2 separate regions of the Homo sapiens genome follow, and region 1 is linked to region 2. A link is an interaction called in ENCODE POLR2A ChIA-PET data of the cell type or tissue named here. Cell type or tissue: PC-3. All regions are shown on one strand. Each heading gives the region's core, and the rest is flanking DNA. Links, peaks and the distances in the headings are about the cores only. Region 1 overlaps SYNPO2 (synaptopodin 2). Region 2 overlaps SYNPO2 (synaptopodin 2).

Region 1 (5,387 bases), core at 306-5,305, 55 kb before region 2:
ATACTAAATTTTTACATTCTGTCACTTTCTAAATTCAAAGAACAAAAAAGTTAGAAGTACAAACTGAATTGGCAGTTTTCCCATCAAATTGTTGAGTTAGGTAGAAGAGAAAGTAGGTGAAGAGTGCCTGCTGCATGAGCTTACCTTTAGCAATCCTTCCCATTCAGCTTTTTATACAAATTCTTTGCCATACAAATTCCACATTATAAAAACTTTCTAGAAACTGAAAGTTCTTTTTTTAAACTTTAAAAAATCCATTTTTTAAACAATGTTTGCCAACATATAATTCCAAACTGAAACCAGATGTCTTAATGTTTGCTGAAAAAAGTTATTTTATCATTTCACATGTACCCAGGTGTGTATATTTATATAATTTGTTTATATGTAATAGATTATGGTATATGAAAAACATTAAACAAACCTACAGATGTGTTTGGCTAAGTGGTTCATCCAATAGGTAATGTATTTTACACATTATTTCATAGTATTCTGTTCGTTGGTTGTTGAGACTATGTTCAAATAGAAATGGAAAGGGGTTTATCACTAGAAACAGGTTTGATTTCCTTAAAAGGCAGTTGTTTCTTTTTTCCTTTGCTTCTCTGGAGAATTGGCTGCAAACTGGGAATAGTTCTCCTCTGACTCATTTGCAGAGCAGCACTAGAGCATATAGAGTTCAGATAAAATTATAATGAAACATTCTAATTTGATGATGTGGAACAAGAGAGTAGTTTCTAAAAGAAAATTTTACAGATTGCGTTTACTTAAATCTGCTTTGCAGATAAAGTAAGTTGTTCCTTAAAAACAACTTAGTCCAAACATCGGGATAAGATTTTCATTTGCCTTTCAAACTCAATATTGCTAGTTTGCCAGAAGACATGACATACACAGTTATATTAGGTAGCAATAATTTAATTCTTCATCAAGTATTTTGAAGGTAATGCAATGACTATTTTAGATTTCCAAGTCCATCAAAATACAGATTAAAAAGTTTTAAAATGTTTTTAAAAATATTATTAATTGTACCAACCAGACAGAATATGCTAAAATTAGGACTATTATGAAACTAAATATACATTTTAAAAATTCTATGGCAGCACCAGCAGAAATGTTTTGCCATTTTTAGCATGGTGTTCCTAATGAATATATGCTTTGAATACAGACACTGATTCAGTCATGTGCACAAGTATTCAAAAATACTCATTGAATATTTAATCAAAAAGGCTTGCTTATTGAATACTTACATAATATGAGGGAGAGCAAATATTAGGCATTAATATGACAGGAAGCGCTAGTCGATCATTGCACTCATTCTTCTGAGCCTGGATTGAGCCTCCCTGTCTCTCAAGCTTGTTTCCTTGTCAGTCATTTGGAATTGATGAGAATTGGACTTTGAGCTGAAACCTCTTTGTAGTCACTGTACTTAGCCATACTCCCCTCTCATAATTTGGCTACTTTTTGCATACCGAAGTAATTGACTGAAAAAATAAAAGTTTATTCATCTAGGTATCAACTTTTAAAGCTGTTTTGATGTCAGTAAACATCAGTTAAGGGCATACCATAAATCAAACTGGGCTCTAGGGATGCCAGGATGAATATTATAAAGTTCTTCTCTTCAAAAAGCTTACATATTATAGAGGCAGTCAAATATGTGACCCAATTAGTGTAATATGATTTTGCAAGTGTTATTGTAGAAGATGGTATAGGGGACAGTGGAGGCACAAAAGAGGATGGAGAGAGATCGGAAAGTTTTCTAGAAGGTGGAATATATAGCTCGAAATATGAGAAGGTGTCTTTCAGGATGGAGGAGAGAATCACAGAAAGTGTTCGAGGCAACAGCCTTAAGGCATAAACCAGCACGATCTGTTAAAGAGACTGAGTACAGGAGTTGGCTACAACCAGAGGCTCACTATGCAGCAAACAAGATGTAGTGGAGAGTTAGGCAGGAGCCTCCTCATTCAGGGACTTGTGATCCCTGCTAAGAAGCTGGAGTTTGATAATGGCAATGGGAATCCACCACAGATATTTAAATAATGGGAATAATATGATAACTGGTGGAGAAATTATTGGACGGATGAGAGACTGAAGGCTGGGAGAGCAGTTATAAAATTATCATTTTAGTATAGGTGGCAGAAATTAGTGGTAGAGAAGAGGAGATAGATACCATTGATGCAAAATAATTGGATCCTGTAGGATAAGGTGGTTGAAGAGTTGTGGGAGGCAATGAAGGAGAAAGAGGAATCTGGGATGACTTGGATATTTGAGCGGAATTTAGAGTAATTTGTGAAAACAGCGACTATAGGAGAAGGAATAAGTATGTAAGGAAAGATAAGGAGTTTACTTTTATGTATTTTTAGAGTGAGTTTGCTGAAGGACAGCCAGGGTGCCTAGTAAGCAATTTTATATAAGAACTCAGAGCTCAGGAAAAGGGAAGGACTAGAATTCATCTGTGTGCAGCTGGTGGTTGAAGTCATTGGAGTGAGTGAGATCACCCATGTCATAAAAAACAACTTTTATCTAAGTGATTCGACTGTGCACGTATTAGAGTAAATACAAGAACACTTGGCACCCACAGTAGGCACAGCACCAGATACTTGTTCTGTCTTGGACAGAACTCTAAGAACAAAATAATCCACCATGGAACAGAGGAAAGGCAATAATTTTCTGTCTTTCTCTAAACTGTAAAGTAATTTAACCATCAAAAGAACTCTTTGTAGTTTGAGTGTAATGTAAGAAATATGTATTCCATACCCCAGATTTATTAAAATTGCATATTGGAACAATTTTGCTGAGGTTAAAATAAATCTTAAAACAAATAAATATTTTCACAGTACACATATGAAACCATTTTTTTTTGGACACCAATCATATAATAACCAGGCAGTAGGTGGGCAAACTGGCCAAATCAAGAATGATGTCTGGCTGGGGAAGATTGTTATTAAGATCCACCTGATTTCTTTTCTTTTTTCCTTTTTTTTTTTCTTGTTAGAGAGAGGGTCTAGCTCTGTCACCTATGCTTGAGTGCAGTGGTGCCATCATAGCTCACTATGATGTCAGACTCCTGGGATCTGGAATCAAGTGATCCTCCCTCCTCAGCTTCCCTAGTAGCTGGGACTACAAGCGCGCATCAACACGCATGGCTATTTTTTACTTTTATTTTGTAGAGACAGAGTCTCGCTGTGTTGTCCAGGCTGGTCTTGAACTCCTGGCCTCAACAGATCCTCCCACCTTGGGCTCCCAAAGTGCTGATATCACAGGTGTGAGCCACCACACCTGGCCCAACCTGAGTTCTTTACCTAGTCCTTAAATGTTGGTATTCTGTAGGATTTCATGGTCAGTCCACTGTCTTCTCACTCTACATGCTATCCCTTAGAGATTGTTTCATTCTCATAAGTACTACTACCATCATTATATTCATGATACCATCATATCTTTAGTCTGGATCTTGCCTTCAAACCCATCTTCGACACAACAGCCAGGCTGACGTATCTAGAACATCTATCTGCCCATGCCACTGTCTTGATTAAAATCATTTGGAAGCTACACACAGTGGTTTGTGCCTATAATTTTATCTACTTGGGAGGCTGAGGTGGGAGAATCACTTAAGACCAGGACTTTGAGCCCAGCCTGGGAAACATAGTAAGACTCCATCTCTAAAATAAAATAATGATAATAATTAAAAAACCCTTCGATGCTTCCCCACTCCCTCCATAGCAAAGCCAAAGCTCTTTAATTTGGAAAAATAGATCCTTTATTAATTATGTCTTGTCTAATTCTCTGCCTTATCTTTCTATTGCCACTTAAGCTTTAAATTCCTACAACATCAAATTGCTTACAGTTACTTTTCATATGCACACACACACACACACACACACATACTCTTTTTTGACATCTTGTTTTCATTCTTGCTTCTCCCTCAATATGCAGTCCTCTCCCTCTTCCACTTGATTAACTTTTGTCACCTCTCCAGATAGCCAGTCTTGGCCCTAAATTAATTACCTCATCTCAGTGTTTTTATAATACTCTGTGCATATCTTTGTCACTTAACACATTGTTTCACAATTATCTTTTTATAGGACTGTTTTCCTCATTACTGGGAGTGCCTTGAGGGTTGGGACTGTATCCTGTTCATCTTTATATCCTTAGTGACTAGCATGGGCTTATAAATGGTTAAATAAATGAGGAGGGAGTGAATGTCCAAGGCAAGCTTGCATAAAAAATGCCTCCTTGTACTTGAGTGTAATTTTTTAGCCATTGAGTAATTCCAGTGAACCATGTGTAGATTTGTTACTCTGGAGTTGTTTCTGTTACCCTTTTTAATTATCGATTCGAATCAGGTGTTGTCTAAAGTAGATGTACGTCTGCATGATAGGGTTATTTCTTTCCCTGAAGAAATCCTTCAGGTTTACAGAAAGAAAAAAGTTGGCTTTCTGTAATATAAGAATATATATTATAAAAATATAAGCCATACAGGTAGATGATTCCTTTTGGAAGTAAAATGTATTTGTGGTGCTCCTTACTTTATCCTTCTAAATAATTCCCTGAGGAAACTCTAATAGTTTACTTACTAGCTTGATGGTGTAGTCAAACAGGTTTTGCTCTCCACTCTTTTTTTTTTGAACCCTCTTTTCTACCTGCATATTCACAGGATGTAGATATTTGCTACTTATATATTCTACTGGAACCTACATGTTTATAAAAAGGGACACATATCATCTTTGTTCATGTAACCAAAGAGGGTTAAGGTAACAGCCTTTTTTTTTTTTTAGAAGATCAACTGGCATTTTCTGATTTCTGTTAGTTGTGAATATAAGGCTTTTATTATAATGGGATAGAGAGACTTAGTGTTGTCTTAAATTTTAAACTCCAGGGAGAAGTGTCTGGTATTTTTCACATTACGTTTAGAGATCCCAGACAGATATTCGGCTCCAGTCTGTTAAAAAATAAAATCTTTTTATTAGAGTATCATCCATATAGTATAGTTTAGCCATATTTGGACTAGCTGGACTTATCTATAAATATATCTTTAGTTATACATCTGTACTTATAGGACAAAGTAAATCTTTAAAATAAGATAATGAATTCCATGGATATCTATTAAAGGAACTGTGGTTTCTTGCATATATTTTGGAAAACAAAATATTCTCTGCCATACACACAACACGATGGCAGCTTCAGAAAATTGGCGTTTCCTGGCAGAGTCATGGAATCAACCTAAATGCCCATCAACAGTAGATTGGAAAAAGAAAATGTGGTACATATACACCATGGAATACCGTGTAGCCATAAAAAAGAACAAGATCATGACCTTTTCAGCCACATGGATGGAGCTGGAAGCCATAATCCTAAGCAAACTCATGCAGGAACAGAAAACCAAATATCATATGTTC
Region 2 (5,387 bases), core at 135-5,134:
TTACAGAGTCAGCAAGGGTGAAACTGTTTTGCCCACTGCCTACAATTTTAAGTTATACATCTCTAAGTTTAAATCTAGTTCTGTGACCTTGGGCAAGCTACAAAAATCTCCTCAAAGTTCAGTTTACTTTTCATCACATAGTGAGTGCTTAATAATTTCAGTGTCTTTCATTTGAAAATTGGAAACAAATTAGATATTACAGGATCAGAAATACATATTTTGTAAGCTGGCTATCCCCGCTTGCTCACCTGCTTTTTCTCCCCATTCACACCACTTTTTCACACCAATGGTCCCCACTTATTATAACTCAACTTATGATGTTTCAACTTTACAATGGGCTTATACATGCATTAAATGCATTTTTGACTTATGGTATTTTTTGATTTATGATGGGTTTTGTGGGACATAGTCCCATTGTAAGTTGAGGAGCATCTGTAGAGTGAAAAACGTTTGAATTTTTGAGTAAGTCAGAATTATAGAATTAGTAATTCTATATTATTATGTGAATTCTGTTAATTATTATATGAATTCCATCAATTATAGAATTATTAATTCAAGGATTCTATTATACTATTATTAAAATTATAGTACCTCAAATATAAGACTTTCTCAGCATTTTAAAAAGTAGTTTTATTATACATATATACGTATAATGATTCTAGTAAGGCACACACTTGCACTAAGTGTGTGCACACAGAGGTCAGCTTCCTTTCACGGTGGTGCTGATTTTTAAGAGAAAGCCACAGCATAGCACGTATGATATGATACTGGCAGTTTTCGTTTCTGTGATGAGTGAGGATGAATTAATCCCTGTGCATGTCAGGTTTGGCTAACCACCATAAAAATTTCCCTTCACCAAATGTAAATATGTATCTTGCCAAGTACTTTCCACTTACTTTTTAAGCTTCATGTTTTTATTGGAAATTTAACCCATGCGTGTTGAGTTATTTACTGAACTCGGAATACTGTTGGGCAAATGCCAGTTCATAGCCAAAAAATTCCCTCCCCACAAAAGAACCCACCATAAATAGCCACATTTTTTTCTTCTTTCCTTTCATTTTCCTAACCACAATTTTGGATATTAATTAGTATCAGAACTAAAAGAAGCCTAGTTTGGTCCTGAAGTTACATAAAAGCTATATAGGCTACACCAATCAGTAGCCACTGGACATAAAACCTAAACAAACCCCACTGAAATAAGCAATCTAACATCACTCAGAACATAGTTTAACACAAGTAAATTCTTCATTGACCTGTTTTAAGATTCTTCTTTCTTCACAAAAGCAGGAGTCAGGTATTATTGTTCCCATTATACAGCTGAGGACGCTGACTTAAATCATCAACCTGCTTATCTTGGTCATATGATTTTAATTTTTGAAAAGAGAGTTGAGAATGAGAGTTAAACATAGCTAAATATTAAACCTGGACAATAATTATGTTTGAGCTAAGAAAAGAGGCATTTCTACAACACCTTTAGTGGGAGAGTAAATTTTAGTGCTCAAAGGGAATCAGCCGTAGCAAGTGGCATCTGTAGCATTTCTCAGTGGGATGAGATAGAAAATCTCACACAGGTATTGTATCTCAGGCCTTAGAGATTCCATACCTAGTTGTAGTGGTGGCTCTTTTTAGAGCCAAGTTATATAACAGGCTTTCTTGTTTGTGAATATACAGTCCATCCTTGACTCTCTTGCCCATCCTTGGCCACTGGCCCAGCAGAGGCCTAGACCCAGAATATTGTGGAAAACTGGATTTCTTGCCAGATTAGGTTTGACTTCCCTCACAGTTCACTTGTCCACACCTATGACTTCTCCCACATCTATCCCTAATTGATATGTTCAGCCTTGATTTTTCATTTGTCTTCTAGTCTTAATTCAACAATTTGATTGATTTTAACACATCCCTTTGCTTGGATACTTGCTAGCAATGTTCTCACATACAATCAATGTTAATACTGAAAATTTTGAAAAGAGAGCTGGGATTTTAGGGTTTCTTTCCCCAGATTTTGATTCTTTCCCTATGTTTCTTTCTTCTACCAACAGCATCACCATTATTAGGACTTTAGATTCATCCTTGACTTCTGCTTCTCTACATACCCTATCTCTCACTAAGGTGCAGTTTGCTTCAAATGTTGTCTCTTACCTCCTTCCTGGGGTTATTACAGATAACTCTAATCCAGGCTCTCATCACGTTGTTTTTGCAGAACTTTAATGGTTTCCTTGTTTCTCTATCTTCAGTCATCTCCTGTCTAGTCCATCCTACACACTGACTAATCTCCCTAGAGTGCTTACAAACCAATAATAATTTCTCATCACTACTGGATGAGAGCCAAGTGTTACATTCTGGCATTCAAAACTCTTTTCAATATGGTTCTACCCCAGTAATCCAACCTTACTTTCAATAACCTGTCACACACACCTTGCACCCACGTGAGGCCACCCTCTGCACCTCCAGGAGTACACCAGACTCTTTCCCACCACTGTTCTGTCATACTTATCTTATGGGCCACATATCGCTCAGTCATTGGGCTAAAGGAGCTAGACAAAGACCAGCACACAGAGTAACAAATAATTTGGGTGACAGATCCCAAAATCTATGTAGTACTACTGCTAGAAGGAAGACTAATCAACAAGTAGAATAGAGTTTGGGCACCTATGGCAACAGAAAATTTGGGGTTGTCTGGGCAAGAAGTTCCTTTCAGAAAAAGCCAAGCTTTAAGAGTGGGAATAGGCTGGCATATGAATGACAAACAGAGATGAAGGATCCAATACAACCATTATGAGGAACTTAAGGATACACACAGACAGGACTTGGGATATCTACTAACAAGTGGTAGCAGAGTCCAAGCAATCAGGCGAAATTCAAGAGCAGGACTTTCACCCCCAGGAAGGAGGAGGAGGTGCAAGGGGAAATTCCTGTCATAGAAGAGCTGGGTTACCACACAATTTATTAAGGGCACAATTAAGTCACAAAGAGTAAGACACACAGGGATATAGTTACAGGATTAGTTCCCTAGCACAAGGCAGAAGCCTAATCATCAAAACTTGGACTCTGGATCAGAGCCAACCAGCATTAAGTGACCCAGTCTCATACCCCAAAAAACACAGGGCTAAGAATATGTGCTCCACAGCCTGAGAGGGAATCTACCATAGTAAATGCCTTTGAACTTGAATTTCATTCTCCTGCCACTAGCTGTATGATCAGACACAAGTCCCATAACTTTTGTGAGCCTTACTTTCCTCAAAGTCAGGAGAAAAATAAATATTTTACAGATTTGTTGCAAAAATATAAAAGTGCCGGCTATGGAGACTGCCATTTATTAATAGACTCCCTGTCCCCTACCAGAGCTTTTGAAATCTTTCTTGCCCAATAACTGGATTGACTCTAGTGACTTTGTGTCCAGAATTGGTGGGTTCTTGGTCTCACTGACTTCAAGAATGAAGCCGCGGACTCTCGCGGTGAGTGTTACAGCTCTTAAGTTGGCACGTCTGGAGTCTGTCCCTTCTGATGTTCAGATGTGTTCGGAGTTTTTTCCTTCTGGTGGGTTCGTGGTCTCGCTGGCTCAGGAGTGAAGCTGCAGACCTTTGCAGTGAGTGTTACAGCTCTTAAGGCAGCGCGTCTGGAGTTATTCATTCCTCCCGCTGGGCTCGTGGTCTCAAGAGTGAAGCTGCAGATCTTCGCGGTGAGTGTTACAGCTCATAAAAGCAGCGTGGACCCAAAGAGTGAGCAGTAGCAAGATTTATTGCAAAGTGCAAAAGAACAAAGCTTCCACACTGTGGAAGGGGACCCTAGCGGGTTGCCAATGCTGGCTAGGGCAGCCTGCTTTTATTCTCTTATCTGGCCCCACCCACAACCTGCTGATTGGTAGAGCCGAGTGGCCTGTTTTGTCAGGGCGCTGATTGGTGCATTTACAATCCCTGAGCTAGATACAAAGGTTCTCCACGTCCCCATCAGATTAGTTAGATACAGAGTTTCCACACACAGGTTCTCCAAGGCCCCACCAGAGCAGCTAGATACAGAGTGTCGATTGGTGCATTCACAAACCTTGAGCTAAACACAGGGTGCTGACTGGTGTGTTTACAAACCTTGAGCTAGATACAGAATGCCGATTGGTGTATTTACAATACTTGAGCTAGACATAAAGGTTCTCCACGTCCTCACCAGAGCAGCTAGATACAGAGTGTCGATTGGTGCACTCACAAACCTTGAGCTAAACACAGGGTGCTGATTGGTGTATTTACAATCCCTGAGCTAGATAATAAAGACTCTCCACGTCCCCACCAGACTCAGGAACCCAGCTGGCTTCACCTAGAGGATCCCGCACCGGGGCTGCAGCTGGAGCTGCCTGCCAGTCCGGCGCCGTGCGCTCGCATTCCTCAGCCCTTGGGTGGTCGATGGGACTGGGCGCCGTGGAGCAGGGGGTGGTGCTCGTCAGGGAGGCTCGGGCCGCACAGGAGCCCATGGAGGGGGTGGGAGGCTCAGGCATGGCGGGCTGCAGGTCCCAAGGCCTGCCCCGTGGGAAGGCAGCTAAGGCCCGGGGAGAAATCGAGCGCAGCGCCGGTGGGCCAGCACTGCTGGGGGACTCAGTACACCCTCTGCAGCCACTGGCCTGGGTGCTAAGTCCCCCATTGCCCGAGGCCGCAGGGCTGGCCAGCTGCTCCGAGTGCGGGGCCTGCCAACCCCACGCCCACCCGGAACTCCAGCTGGCCCGCAAGCGCGGCACGCAGCCCCGGTTCCCGCTCACGCCTCTCCCTCCACACCTCCCTGCAAGCTGAGGGAGTGGGCTCCGGCCTTGGACAGCCCAGAAAGGGGCTCCCACAGTGCAGGGGACTGAAGGGCTCCTCAAATGCCACCAAAGTGGGAGCCCAGGCAGGGGAGGTGCCGAGAGCAAGCGAGGGCTCTGAGGACTGCCAGCATGCTGTCACCTCTCAACTTGAGGAGACACTAGCCTTGTGGGTGGGATCCAGCCATTCTCCTGATGGCAGGGAAGAGCTTCAGAGGCTAGAAATCAGACATGTCTGGATCATAATCCTACCTTGTCTGTGGAGCATCAACTCTGCCCTATAGAAATTTCTGCATTATGTAGGCCTTCTTTGAACGTATATCATGGTGAGTAGTGCTTGACCTTGTACAGTGTTAGCAATCCCACTTTTGACATCTCTAAAGCAACCCTGTAGGTTTATGGCATTGCCACTTATAATTTTGCAAAGACATAACTTCCACTCAGGAGTTCTGCAAGCCTGGTTCCAGGTAGTAGGTTACTAGCCAAGTGAGTGAACCCAGCAAATAGGACCTCATATATAGTCCAACATAGTTTTGTTGTTATCAAGTTGCCGTTGCATGAATATTTTATGAGGGAATTATATGCTACTGTAGAATTTGTGGATTGG

What was found. ChIA-PET counts read pairs that join two places held together with the same protein. Peaks named below come from ENCODE experiments on the same cell type or tissue, not always from the same donor. Only the 100,000 strongest peaks of a DNase experiment are listed, where the experiment ranks them.
Region 1: POLR2A ChIA-PET joins it to region 2 with 7 read pairs; 4 of 35 experiments call an interaction of 5 or more read pairs at or near these places.

What each region holds. Positions count from the first base shown.
Region 1 is chr4:118,917,931-118,923,317 of GRCh38, forward strand. The region is part of intron 1 of SYNPO2 (synaptopodin 2); the gene reads left to right. Among named protein-coding and RNA genes, the nearest start is that of SYNPO2, 32 kb to the left of the region's middle. In PC-3, for the core only: no CTCF peak of the experiment used is centred there; a DNase peak (open chromatin) is centred at 621; H3K4me3 peaks cover 579 bases.
Region 2 is chr4:118,972,683-118,978,069 of GRCh38, forward strand. The region is part of intron 1 of SYNPO2 (synaptopodin 2); the gene reads left to right. All of the region lies in intron 2 of SYNPO2-AS1 (SYNPO2 antisense RNA 1), which reads right to left. Among named protein-coding and RNA genes, the nearest start is that of SYNPO2-AS1, 9.3 kb to the right of the region's middle. In PC-3, for the core only: no CTCF peak of the experiment used is centred there; a DNase peak (open chromatin) is centred at 2,279; H3K27ac peaks cover 1,655 bases.